Linked DNA regions of Homo sapiens: region 1 is linked to region 2. The links are chromatin contacts, found by Hi-C in ENCODE. All regions are on one chromosome and are shown on one strand. The core of a region is the stretch at or near the end of the contact, and the rest is flanking DNA. Distances in the headings are between cores, read along the strand shown. Region 1 overlaps TMEM116 (transmembrane protein 116). Region 2 holds the start of ACAD10 (acyl-CoA dehydrogenase family member 10).

The links. Hi-C counts contacts between places; a loop is a spot of excess contacts on that map. Pooled maps may share reads with other maps.
Region 1: a pooled map shows a loop between it and region 2 (5-fold over the local background). The contact joins the enhancer-like site here to the promoter of ACAD10 in region 2. A Hi-C loop is called at or near these places in 4 of 50 pooled maps.

Annotation. Positions count from the first base shown.
Region 1 is chr12:111,992,291-111,997,916 of GRCh38, forward strand. The region is part of intron 3 of TMEM116 (transmembrane protein 116); the gene reads right to left. It also overlaps the pseudogene SLC25A3P2. Among named protein-coding and RNA genes, the nearest start is that of TMEM116, 18 kb to the right of the region's middle. Within about 2 kb of position 2,046, at least 3 of the 41 ENCODE cell types and tissues checked have a DNase peak (open chromatin) inside an H3K27ac peak, as active enhancers do.
Region 2 is chr12:111,683,012-111,688,640 of GRCh38, forward strand. It overlaps ACAD10 (acyl-CoA dehydrogenase family member 10), which reads left to right and starts at 3,042. Exons shown (of 21, transcript NM_025247.6): 1 at 3,042-3,228. It overlaps BRAP (BRCA1 associated protein), which reads right to left and starts at 2,945. Exons shown (of 12, transcript NM_006768.5): 1 at 2,700-2,945; 2 at 135-296. The coding sequence starts at 2,781. RefSeq lists enhancers at 1,268-1,969, 1,970-2,671, 2,672-3,373 and a silencer at 2,718-2,817.

The sequences.
Region 1 (5,626 bases), core at 796-3,295, 310 kb after region 2:
ACAGAGTTTCGCTCTGTCGCCCAGGCTAGAGTGCAGTGGCACGATCTCGGCTCATTGCAAGCTCTGCCTCCTGGGTTCACACCATTCTCCTGCCTCAGCCTCTCAAGTAGCTGGGACTACAGGCGCCCAGCACCACGCCTGGCTAATTTTTTGTATTTTTAGTAGAGATGGGGTTTCACCGTGTTAGCCAGGACGGTCTCGATCTCCTGACCTTGTGATCCACCCTCCTCGGCCTCCCAAAGTGCTGGGATCACAGGCATGAGCCAAACATCTTCTAAATATAAGAAATGAGGTATTCTGCTAAGTGTTTAGGGATGTGGCTGAGGACTTAAAGAAAATGAAAACGTTTACAGTAATAAAAAGTCAGGGTAAAAAGTCAGTAATACTGAAAAATGTCAGAATGAACTGTATGTGTTGCCTTTCGGTTTCTGACCACACTGGTGAAATTTGTCTCTTCTTATTCTTCTCCTTTTGGCATCCCCATTCCCACTTATCTAAAAATAGTTTTGGTCCTATGGAGAAAATTATAAACCATTTATTGAGGGACTCCTAAAGATTAAATGCAATCTCAATGAAATCTCAACCTATTTTCCTGTGGAACTTGACAAGCTGACTCTGAATCTGATGTGGAAGTACAAAATATCACCCTGTGAGCCACAATCCAAGGGAGTAACAGTGGGGTGTTTGCCATCTTAGGGAGAAGCTCTCATCCATGGCACACCTGGCATGGGTGAACTCCTTCAATGTGCCACACCTGCAGCTGGTGGACGATGGCCTCACGGACCTCCACAGCGGTCCCACAAGACCCGCAAGGCCCCCCCACTGCTCTCTTAACCTGGCAGCTGCTGCCTTATAAAAGTACAGTTGTGAATTTGACTCCACGAAGTATTATGCATTGTGTGGCTCTCGTGGGGTCTTAGGTTGTGGTCTGACACACACTGCGGTCATTCCCCTGGGTTTAGTGAAATGCTGTATGCAGGTGGACCCCCAAAAGTAGAAGGGCATATTTAATGGATTCTCAGTTACACTTAAGGAGGATGGTGTTCATTCTTTGGCTAAAGGACAGGCTCTGACTTTCATTGGCCACTCCATGCAGGTGTTCTGCAAGTTTGGCTTTTATGAAGTCTTTAAAGTCTTGTATAGCAACATACTCCCAGAGCATGTTATCTCTGGTGCACATCACTGTATTTGGCTGCCTCTGCCAGTGCTGAATTCTTTGCTGTAATTGCCCTATGGAAGCTGCTAAGGTTCAAATTCAAACCCAACCAGGTTAGACCAAGACTTTGAGGGATGCAGCTCCCAAGATGTATAAGGAAGAAGGCCTAAAAACATTCTACAAAGGGGTTGCTCCTCTCTGGATGAGACAGATAGCATATGCCATGATGAAGTTTGCCTGCTTTTAAGGTACTGTTGAAGCATTGTACAAGTTTGTGGTTCGGAAGCCCTGTGGTGAATGTTCAAAGACAGAGGAGCTGGTTGTAACATTTGTAGCAGGTTACATACCTGGAGTGTTTTGTGCAATTGTTTCTCACCCTGATGATTCTGTGGTATCTGTGTTGAATAAAGAAAAAGGTAGCAGTGCTTCTCAAGTCCTCCAGAGACTTGGATTTAAAGGTGTATGGAAGGGAATGTTTGTCTGTATCATTATGACTGGTACTCTGACTGCACTACAGTAGTTTATCTATGATTCTGTGAAGGTCTACTTCAGCCTCCCTTGCCCTCCCCCAAGATGCCAGAATCTCTGAAGAAGCAGCTTGGGTTAACTCAGTGACAGATCAAAGCAAATGTGGACTGAAACTGCTTGTTGATCAGTGTTGAAGAACGTACAAAAGGAACTTTCATATATTTGACAGTGTAGGAAATTGTCTATTCCTGATATAATTACTAGAGTACTTTCACTTAAGTCAAGAGTTTCAAATTTACTATTGAAATAAACCCAACTCTTCAGGAAAAAAAGAAAGAAATATAAAATATTAAGATAACCAAGACACTCTTGAAAAAAAAAGAAGAACTTGCCCCACCTCATCTTAAGACTTATCGTGGGATCTGGCCAGCAGCCCGCAATGCAACGGGGCTCTTTCTTTGTTCCCAGGTGGATCGGCAGGTCGAGAAATAAAAGACACACACAAAATAGTGAAAGCTGGGTCCAGGGCGTCACCGCCTTCTGGTCCTGTGATGCCGCCAATGCACTGGATATACTGGCATTTATTATTAAGTTTAGTGAGGGCGGGGGTAGGTTAGTGAGGGATTTAGGGGGTCATTTGATTATGAGGTGAGATGATCACATGGGGATGAAGTAATTCTTTAATGTAACATCGGTATGCATAAGTACAGTATACAGAGATAAGAATTTACAACATAGTGTGTGTGTCAGCAATTTCTAACAGAGCCTTAAAACAGAAACACAGTCTATCCATAACCTATGTTTAGTAAGATACTAATCAGCAGTAATATTTGCAGCAAAAGCTGGTTGCAAACAATCAACAGAAACAGGATGTGAAACAACCGGTTAGACCACAAATTCTCAGAAGGGAGTATGCCTTAACCCTAAAGAGACCCAGAAAAGCCGTGGCAAGATAAGGGCGTTTATAACCCTATCTTATCCATATGAACAAGCGCCCCTCATGTGTCTATTTATAGGCTCTCCACAAGGGTTGCATTGCATTCCCAGAGCTATGAACATCTGCTTTTCTGGGATAGTAATCTTGGTGATGTGAAACCTCCCTGACTGCACGTCCGTTTATAGGCTCTCTGCAGGGAGAAGCACATCACGCACTGTTGGCTCATTCTGGCAGCCAAACCTTGCATTGTCTTTACAAAATCCTGCATGCAATTTTGTATTTACAATAATCAGGAGCATTTCATCTTTTATTCCATAGCAATAGTTTCAGGAGGTCTCCCTACAAAAACTAACATAGACCTAGAGTGAAGATACTGTGGTACTAGTACAGGGATGGACAAATAGGTGAATAAAATGAAAATAGCCCAAATTAAACCCAGCAATATATATATAGATCTCTGATGTATGACATAAGTGGCTTTTTCAATCAGTGGAAAAGAGACAGTCTTTTCAAAATATGAAGCTAGAACAATTGGGTATCCATACAGGAAAAAAAAATGAAATTAGGCCCCTACTTTGTATCTCACACTACACTCAAAAAATCAGTTCTAGGACGGGCATGGTGGCTCACGTCTGTAATCTCTGCACTTTGGGAGGTGGGCAGATCACCTGAGGTCAGGAGCTCAAAACCAGCCTGGCCAACATAGTGAAACCCCATCTCTACTAAAAATACAAAAATTAGCTGGGCATGGTGGCGGGCGCCTGTAATTCCAGCTACTCAGGAGGCTGAGGCAGGAGAATCATTTGAACCCAGGAGGCGGAGGTTGCAGTGAGCCGAGATCATGCCACTGCACTCCAGCCTGAGCGACAGAGTGAGACTCCATCTAATCAGTTCTAGGTCAGGCTCAGTGACTATATGACTATAATCCTAACATTTTGGGAGGCCGAGGCAGGAGGACTGCTTGAGCCCAGGAGTTCAAGACCAGACTGGGAAACATGGTGAGACTCCATCTCTACAAATAAAATAAAAAATAAAAAAATTAGCTGGGCATGGTGACACACACTTGTGGTCTCAGCTACTTGGGAGTCTGAGGCAGGAGGATCACTTGAGCCCAGGAGGTCAAGGCTGCAGTGAGCCATGATTGCATCACTGCACTTCAGCCAGGGAAACAGAACAAGACCCTGTCTCAAAAAAAAAAAAAAAAAAAAAAATCTATTCCAAGTAGTTTAAAGACCTAAATGTGAAAGGACAAAAACTGTAAACCTTTTTTTTACATTCTATAGGAGAATGTCTTCAATTTTTGTTTAGGGAAAATTTTCCTAAACAAAACACAAAAAGTACTAAAAGAAATAATGAAAAAAATCAACCACATTAAAATGAAAAATTGAGTCTGTGTCAAGACACCATAAAGAAAGTAAAAAGACATACCACAAAATAGAAGATATTTGTAACACATATAACTGACAAAGGATCCAAACTGTGTTTTAAAAAAATTACTAAGTAGTAAGAAAAACTCAACAGAAAAACAGGCAAAAATATTTAACAAAAGAGGAAATCCAAATGGCCATAAACATATGCAAATATGCCCTACTTTATTAGTAATAAAGGAAATGAAAAATTAAAACCACAATAAGAAAATAATTACACACCCATGGCAAAAATTTTAAGTCTGATAACAGCAAGTATTAACGGGAACAAAAAGCAACAGGACACTTTATACACTGCTGGCACAACCAGTTGGAAAAGAGTTTGACATTAATTTAGGGGCAGTGGAAATCCTATGACAATTCTGATATTGGGCAAATATACTAGATAAGCTTATGCATTTGCGCACCAGAAAACATGTACAAGAATGCTTATAGCAGCATAATGTACAAGAATGCTTATACAATAATGCTTATGTACAAGAAAACATGTACAAGAATGCTTATAGCAGCATAAGCAGGTAAATAAATTTTAGTATATTCATACTACAGAATACCAGACATCAATGAAAATGAAATGAACTCATGCTCTATACAACGTGGATACATCTCACAAATAATATTGAGGGATAAAAGCAATTCATAAAACAATACGTACAAAAATACATATAGCATTATTCCAATTATATCAAGTTCAAAAACAAGCAAAACCAAATTGTTTAAACATACATACATTTCTGGTAAACCGTACATAAGAGTAAAAAAATGCTTATCACAAAAATCTGGATACTGATTATCTCTAGAGGTGAGAGGGAGAGCTGTGATTGGGAAGAACCTCAATAGGTATATGTCTGGAAGTACAGGTAATGTTCCATTTCTTGTCACTAGTGTTTGTTTATAATCATTCTTTAAATAGTACATACATGTTTCATGCATTCTAGTTCATGTCTGGTATATCTCACAATAAAAAAATACATTTACAAATTTTAAAGTCCTGGCCAAGCACTGTGGCTCAAGCCTGTAATGCCAGCACTTTGTGAGGCTGAGGCGGGAAGACTGAATGAAGCCAGGAGTTCCAGGCCAGCCTTGGCAACATAACAAGACCCCTGTCTCTACAAAATTAAAAATTAAAAAAAATAGCTGGCTATAGTGGCGTGCACCTGTAGTCCCAGCTATTCAGGAAGCTGAGGTGGCAGGATTGCTTGGGCCTAGCAGTTTGAGGCTACAGTAGGCTATGATCCTGTACTATGGCCTGAGTGGCACAGCAAAATCCTGTTATCTAAAAAAAAACAAAAACAAACAAACAAAAAAAACAAACAGAACAGATATTACCTAATATGAGAACTAATCTCCCCACATGTACAAAACAGAATTTTTCTCATCTCTTTCTCCCAAGCCCACCTATACAAGAGGATTTTTCTCATATATTTCTCCCAAACCAGAAAAAGAGGTAAGATGCTAATTAATATCTTGTTAATAGGGTTAGATGGTCAAGTTGCCTTGGCTAACAGAAACATAAAAAAGTGAAATAATATGTAATAAAACATTTAAAAGTATAAAGTATTTAATAAATATCAGCTATTATGTTAACCACATATGGCCTTTTCTCTGGGTAAGCTTGCTAAAATTCCAGTTGGATGG
Region 2 (5,629 bases), core at 1,792-4,291:
CATATAAAGCACACACGTAGTGAAAGACAAAAGTATGCTAGATGTTGAAATTGTAGGCTCATCAAACACCGTGTATAAAATAGGCAACCAGTGTTCACATTACAAAAGAGAGTCCAGGGTTTTAGAAAGCATACCTGGGTTGGACTTCATGGTCTCAATGATCACATCTGTCATTTCTCGACGGCCGAGATGCTGATGGATAATCGCTACTTTCTCTCCTGGTGACTTGCCTTCTAAACAGGCTACAGCTGAGGCTAGTGTCGTCTTTTTTATCTCCTCATCAGACATTTCCCCGGCTAAAGAACACATGAATGATTAATACAAGGTAATAAAACAAGCTCCTCTCTGTTCTCTATTCCTCTATCATTAGGTTTTCCTTTTCTTTCTCCTGCCTTCCGCCAAGATGATAAGAAGCCTTTGTAGTATCCATCTCACTCAACTCTGGGACCACTGCAGTACACAGCAAAGAGTCAATAAGCAGCCAGGACAATATACTCAGAAATGCAGGGCTGTTCTACTGAAATCATGCACTTTATTTTTATTTTTTGAGACAGAGTCTCACTCTGTCACCCAGGCTGGAGTGCAGTGGTGTGATCTTGGCTCACTGCAACCTCCACCTCCCAGGTTCAAGTGATTCTCCTGCCCCAGCCTCCCGAGTAGCTGGGATTACAGGCACGTGCCACCACGCCCAGCTAATTTTTGTACTTTCAGTAGAGATGGGGCTTCACCATGTTGGACAGGCTGGTCTCGAACTCCTGGCCTCAAAGTGATCCACCCGCCTTGACCTCCCAAAGCGCTGGAATTACAGGTTTGAGCCACTGCGCCTGGCCCAAAATCATGCACTTTAAAGCAAATCGCCAAAGAGGGAGCCTTAGAGAAGATGCAACAGTGATCATGCCCAGATGAGCTAACATTTTAGTAACACCTGATAAAATGAAATTGTGTTCAGCCCAAAATGAAGCTATCAAGTCCATTAAAAAAACAAAATTTCAAAAACTTGTAGGGGTAGTCTTAAACATCCTGGCTTATGCTCATGCCATGAACCAAGCCATGAACATCTGTGATTACTGTCTTAAATCAATGAAACACATGAAAAGGGAAACGGAATTTGGAGACTTAACTGAAATATCCCTAATACATGCTCTGTCAGGGCAGGGACAAGGCCTGTTTTGCCCACCACTGTATTCCCAGCCCTTATACCACAGTGCCGAGCACACAGAGGAAGCCCTCTAAATGTTTGATGAATAAATGACTACATGACTGACCCATGCAGATGTCTATATGCGGCTAATATCAATTTAGCTGACTCTCAGAACTCAGAAGCCACTTTTAGCCTTTGGAAAGGTGCTCATAAGCTATAAAGTCATATTCAATCTTTAATTTGCAGCTTCAAAGGTCACGTCCTCAGGAAGTTCCCAATGACACCATCCCTACCTGCCCCCATCCCTCTCTCCAAACCAAACACATCTTCTTGTAATACTTTCCCAAATTGTTTCTCCTTTCCTTCACAGCACTTACCACAGTTGTAATTCTACACATATTCTGCACTTATTTAATTCATCTGTTTCCTCCATGATACTGCTGGTGCCATTAAAACAGAGACGCTGTCTGATTCAGCACACAAGGAAGGCTCCAGCAGATATGAGCATAAGTTTTTTTTTTGTTTTTTTTTTTGAAATGGACTTTATCTCTTGTCGCCCAGGCTGGAGTGCAGTGCCACAATCTTGGCTCACCGCAACCTCCACCTCCCGGGTTCAAGCGATTCTCCTGCCTCAGCCTCCCCAGTAGCTGGGATTACAGGCACCTGTCACCACGCCCAGCTAATTTTTGTATTTTTAGTACAGACAGGGTTTCACCATGTTGGCCAGGCTGGTCTTGAACTCTCAACCTCAGGTGACCCGCCCGCCTCGGCCTCCCAAAGTGTGAGGATTACAGGCGTGAGCCACCGCGCCCGGCCAAGTATTTCTTGAATGAATGTTAGTTAATTATCTGAGGACCAAGGAACAGAGCCAGAGCTGCATTCCCCACTAAGGAGCTTCCTCACTTGTGTTAATGGTGTAAAAAGCTCAGACTCAAGTCCAGCTCACTGAGTTAGAATCCCAGTTTCACCCATTACAGATAACCTTGGGCAAATCAATTAATCACTAAGCTTCAGTTTCCCAATGTGTAAGAGGTACATGTCACATCCATCTGCCTCTTAGGGCTGTTGCAAAGATAATTAAAGAATACAATACACAAAAGGTGCTTAGTACAGTGCTGGGATATAGGAAGTGTCCAAATTTTAGTTATGACTATGGTTAGGGGGCACTTCAATGGATATCGTTCCAAAAGGGAACAATTTAATTAACCCAGGGACCGTCCAGCGTTGCTGGGGACCCAGTCCCTGCCTTTACGAAGCCCATAGGGAAGCAAGTGAGACAAACACACCACTCGACTATCTCGAGAGGGAGACGCGCCAGGTATAAACTAAATGCCCTCAGACGGCACAGGGAGGGAGGTTCGGGGCAGGGCTTCCCTGAGATAACAAACGGGAAGGCCTCTCAAAGGCGGATGGGAAAGAGAGGGATCCCGATTACCTCTCCGTGTCTTCCTGGGCAACAGCCCTCGCCGCGGGCTTTTCCCGGGCCAGTGCTTTGGGAAGGGAAGCCCTCCGGGCCCAGACCCGGCTACAGGGAATGCGGCGAGGCCGCGGGACTCACCCGCGGCGCTGAAGCCGAAGCCGGCGGGGACAGGCGAGTGTTCCGCGAGCTCCAATCGGATAACAACCAGTGACACACTCATAGGGCAGGCGCTGGCCGGCGCGGGCCCCGGCGGGCTCAGGCGAGGCTGGAAGGCGAGCCGAGAGGCCGAGCGGCCCGGGGCCGGCAGCGCCGCCACCACCTCAATGCAGTTGCCGCCGCCTCAGCAGCAGCAGCTCCTCGAACAGCCCTCGGAGCCACAACAACCTCCACTTCCGCCTCCCGGCCGCCGTCGCTGACCTGCGGTTTACGCATGCGCGCAGGACCGCGCACAGCGATTGGGCGGCGTGGCAGGGGTCACCCACTGCTCTTCCGGACGCAATTTTGAGGAGGTCGGAGCGGAAGGACGTCGTGGAGATTGCTTGCGCTGGGGTGCCACACTTAGGCTGAGCTGCAGGTTTTCGCACAGTCGCGAGTTAACCTCTGCTTGCTCCAGAGGCCTCGTCCTAATCCACCTCGGCTGACGGCGCGGGATCCCTGGCTCCGCGAGGTCTCCGAATTGTCCGAGCTATCTGCTATGCAGAACTTTGCCCCTTTTGTTGTGTTTGACTCCTGTCTCTAACCCTAGTCTGGATGGTTTTGTTTCTGTCCCACTTTACAGATAGGTACAACGAGGCTCAGAGAGGTGAAGTTCCTTCTAAGGGGCCGTAGAGAGTGGAGAGTCGATCGCTGTTCAGATAGCGATCTGGCTGGGCGCGGTGGCTCACGCCTGTAATCCCAGCCCAGAGGCTTAGGCGGGCGAATCACCTCAGGTCAGCAGTTCGAGACCAACCTGGCCAACATGGTGAAACCTCGTCTCTACTGAACATACAAAAAATTAGCCGGGCTTGGTGGCGCGCGTCTGTAGTCCAAGCTACTTGGGAGGCTGAGACAGGAGAATCGCTTGAACCCGGGAGGCGGAGGTTGCAGTGAGTCGAGATAGTGCTAGTGCACTCCCGCCTGGGCAACAAGAGCGAAACTCCGTCTCAAAAAAAAGAGAGAAAAGATGGTGATCTGCTGGTTACGAGCATAGTGCTGCAGTTAGACCGGGGTCCTCCTCCCCACCCTGTCACTTCACAAATGTTTACTGAGAGTCTAGACACCCTTGGGATGCTTGAGATACGTTGGCGTATAAGATAAACACAGTTCCTGTCCGTACTATGAGGTTGACCTACATCAGCAGTTGTGCAGTCTTGAACTAGTATAGTCATTGCATAAAGTTGGCATGATATCATGTCCTCATGCAGTTGTGAGGATGAAATGGAATTATGTATATGGAGATAACATTAGCTTTTCTGAGGCTCAGCATTCTTTCCAGTATGTCAGAGTGGCTTTTGTATGTAGATACTGACACAATCAATGCATATGGGACACATACATGACAGGATGCTACTCTAGGTACATTGTATAATGATACATATGTAAGTACATAGTACATTCTAGATGTGTGTGTGTGTGGACATAGTGCGTTCTAGATGTGTGTGTATCTGGACTATGACATGACCACAAGATACATGCGTATATAGATCTTGTGACTACATCCTATGAAATACGTTTCCATATGCCCTGTTTAAATCAGGGTTTCTCAACTCTGCACTATTAACATTTTGGGTCCTGATTATTCTTTTTTGTTTTTGGCAAGGGGGCGGGGTGTCCTGAGCATTGTAGAGTGTTTAGAAACATCCCTGGCCTGACCCACTAGATGTCAGTAGCACCTCTCCCCAGGTGGTGACAACCAATAATGTCTCTGGACCTTTCCAGATGTCTCCTTGGGGTTAGAAAACATAACCCTGTTGAAGAATCACAGGGTTATGTGAAAGTGCATAAACCATACACACATACTGTATGCATAAAACCTATGAGACCTCTTGTGAACTTTTTTAGTATATTACTATAGTAGATAACATTTCAACATGTGCCAGGTACTAATTTGAGTGTTTCATATACCTTGTGTCATGCAATGGTCACAACAACTTTATGAAACTGGTACTATGTCCCTGTTCTACAGAGGAGTAACCTGAGGCTTGGAGGAAGAGTAACTGGCTCAGGATTTCACAGGTAGTAGTGGCAGAGCTGGAACTGAAATTCAGGCAATCTGAATCCAGAACGAACATTCTTTATCTCTTTACCAAACAAACCTTTTTTTTTTTTTGTATTTTGAGACGGAGTCTCACTCTGTCGCCCAGGCTGGAGTGCAGTGGTGCCATCTCGGCTCACTGCAACCTCGGCTTCCTGGGTTCAAGCTTCCTGCCTCAGTCTCCCAAGTAGCTGGGACTACAGGCACACAGCACTGCACCCAGCTGATTTTTGTATTTTTTTTTAGAGATAGGGTTTCACCATGTTGGTCAGACTTGTCTCGAACTCCTGACCTTGTGATCCGCCCACTTCGGCCTCCCAAAGTGCTGGGATGACAGGCGTGAGCCACCGCGCCCGGCCCCCCCAAAGGCATTTTTCGTCTCTACTAAGCCCTCACACAAAATATACAAGTGTGTAAGTAAATTTCTCTTTCTATCATAAACATTGGCCTTGGCATAGGAACGTTAAGTAAAACTGAAAATGCAAATGAACCTTGACATTTTTAGTTTCAAATATTGCCCCCAAATTCAGCAAATTTCCAATTACTGTCGTTGCATGGTGGTATCCTCAGCAGATGGGTGCAGGACCCCCTGCAGATGCCAAAATCTGTGGATGCTCAAGTTCCTGATATACAATGGTGTAGCATTTGTTTATAACCTATGTACACCCTCCTATATGCTTTAACCCATTTCCCATTTAGAAAAAAAAAGTACTTGACTTGGTGTGGTGGCTCACGCCTGCAATCCCAGCACTTTGGGAGGCCGAGGCCGGTGGATCACTTGAGGTCAGGAGTTCGAGACCAGCCTGGCCAACATGGTTAACACCCGTCTCCACTA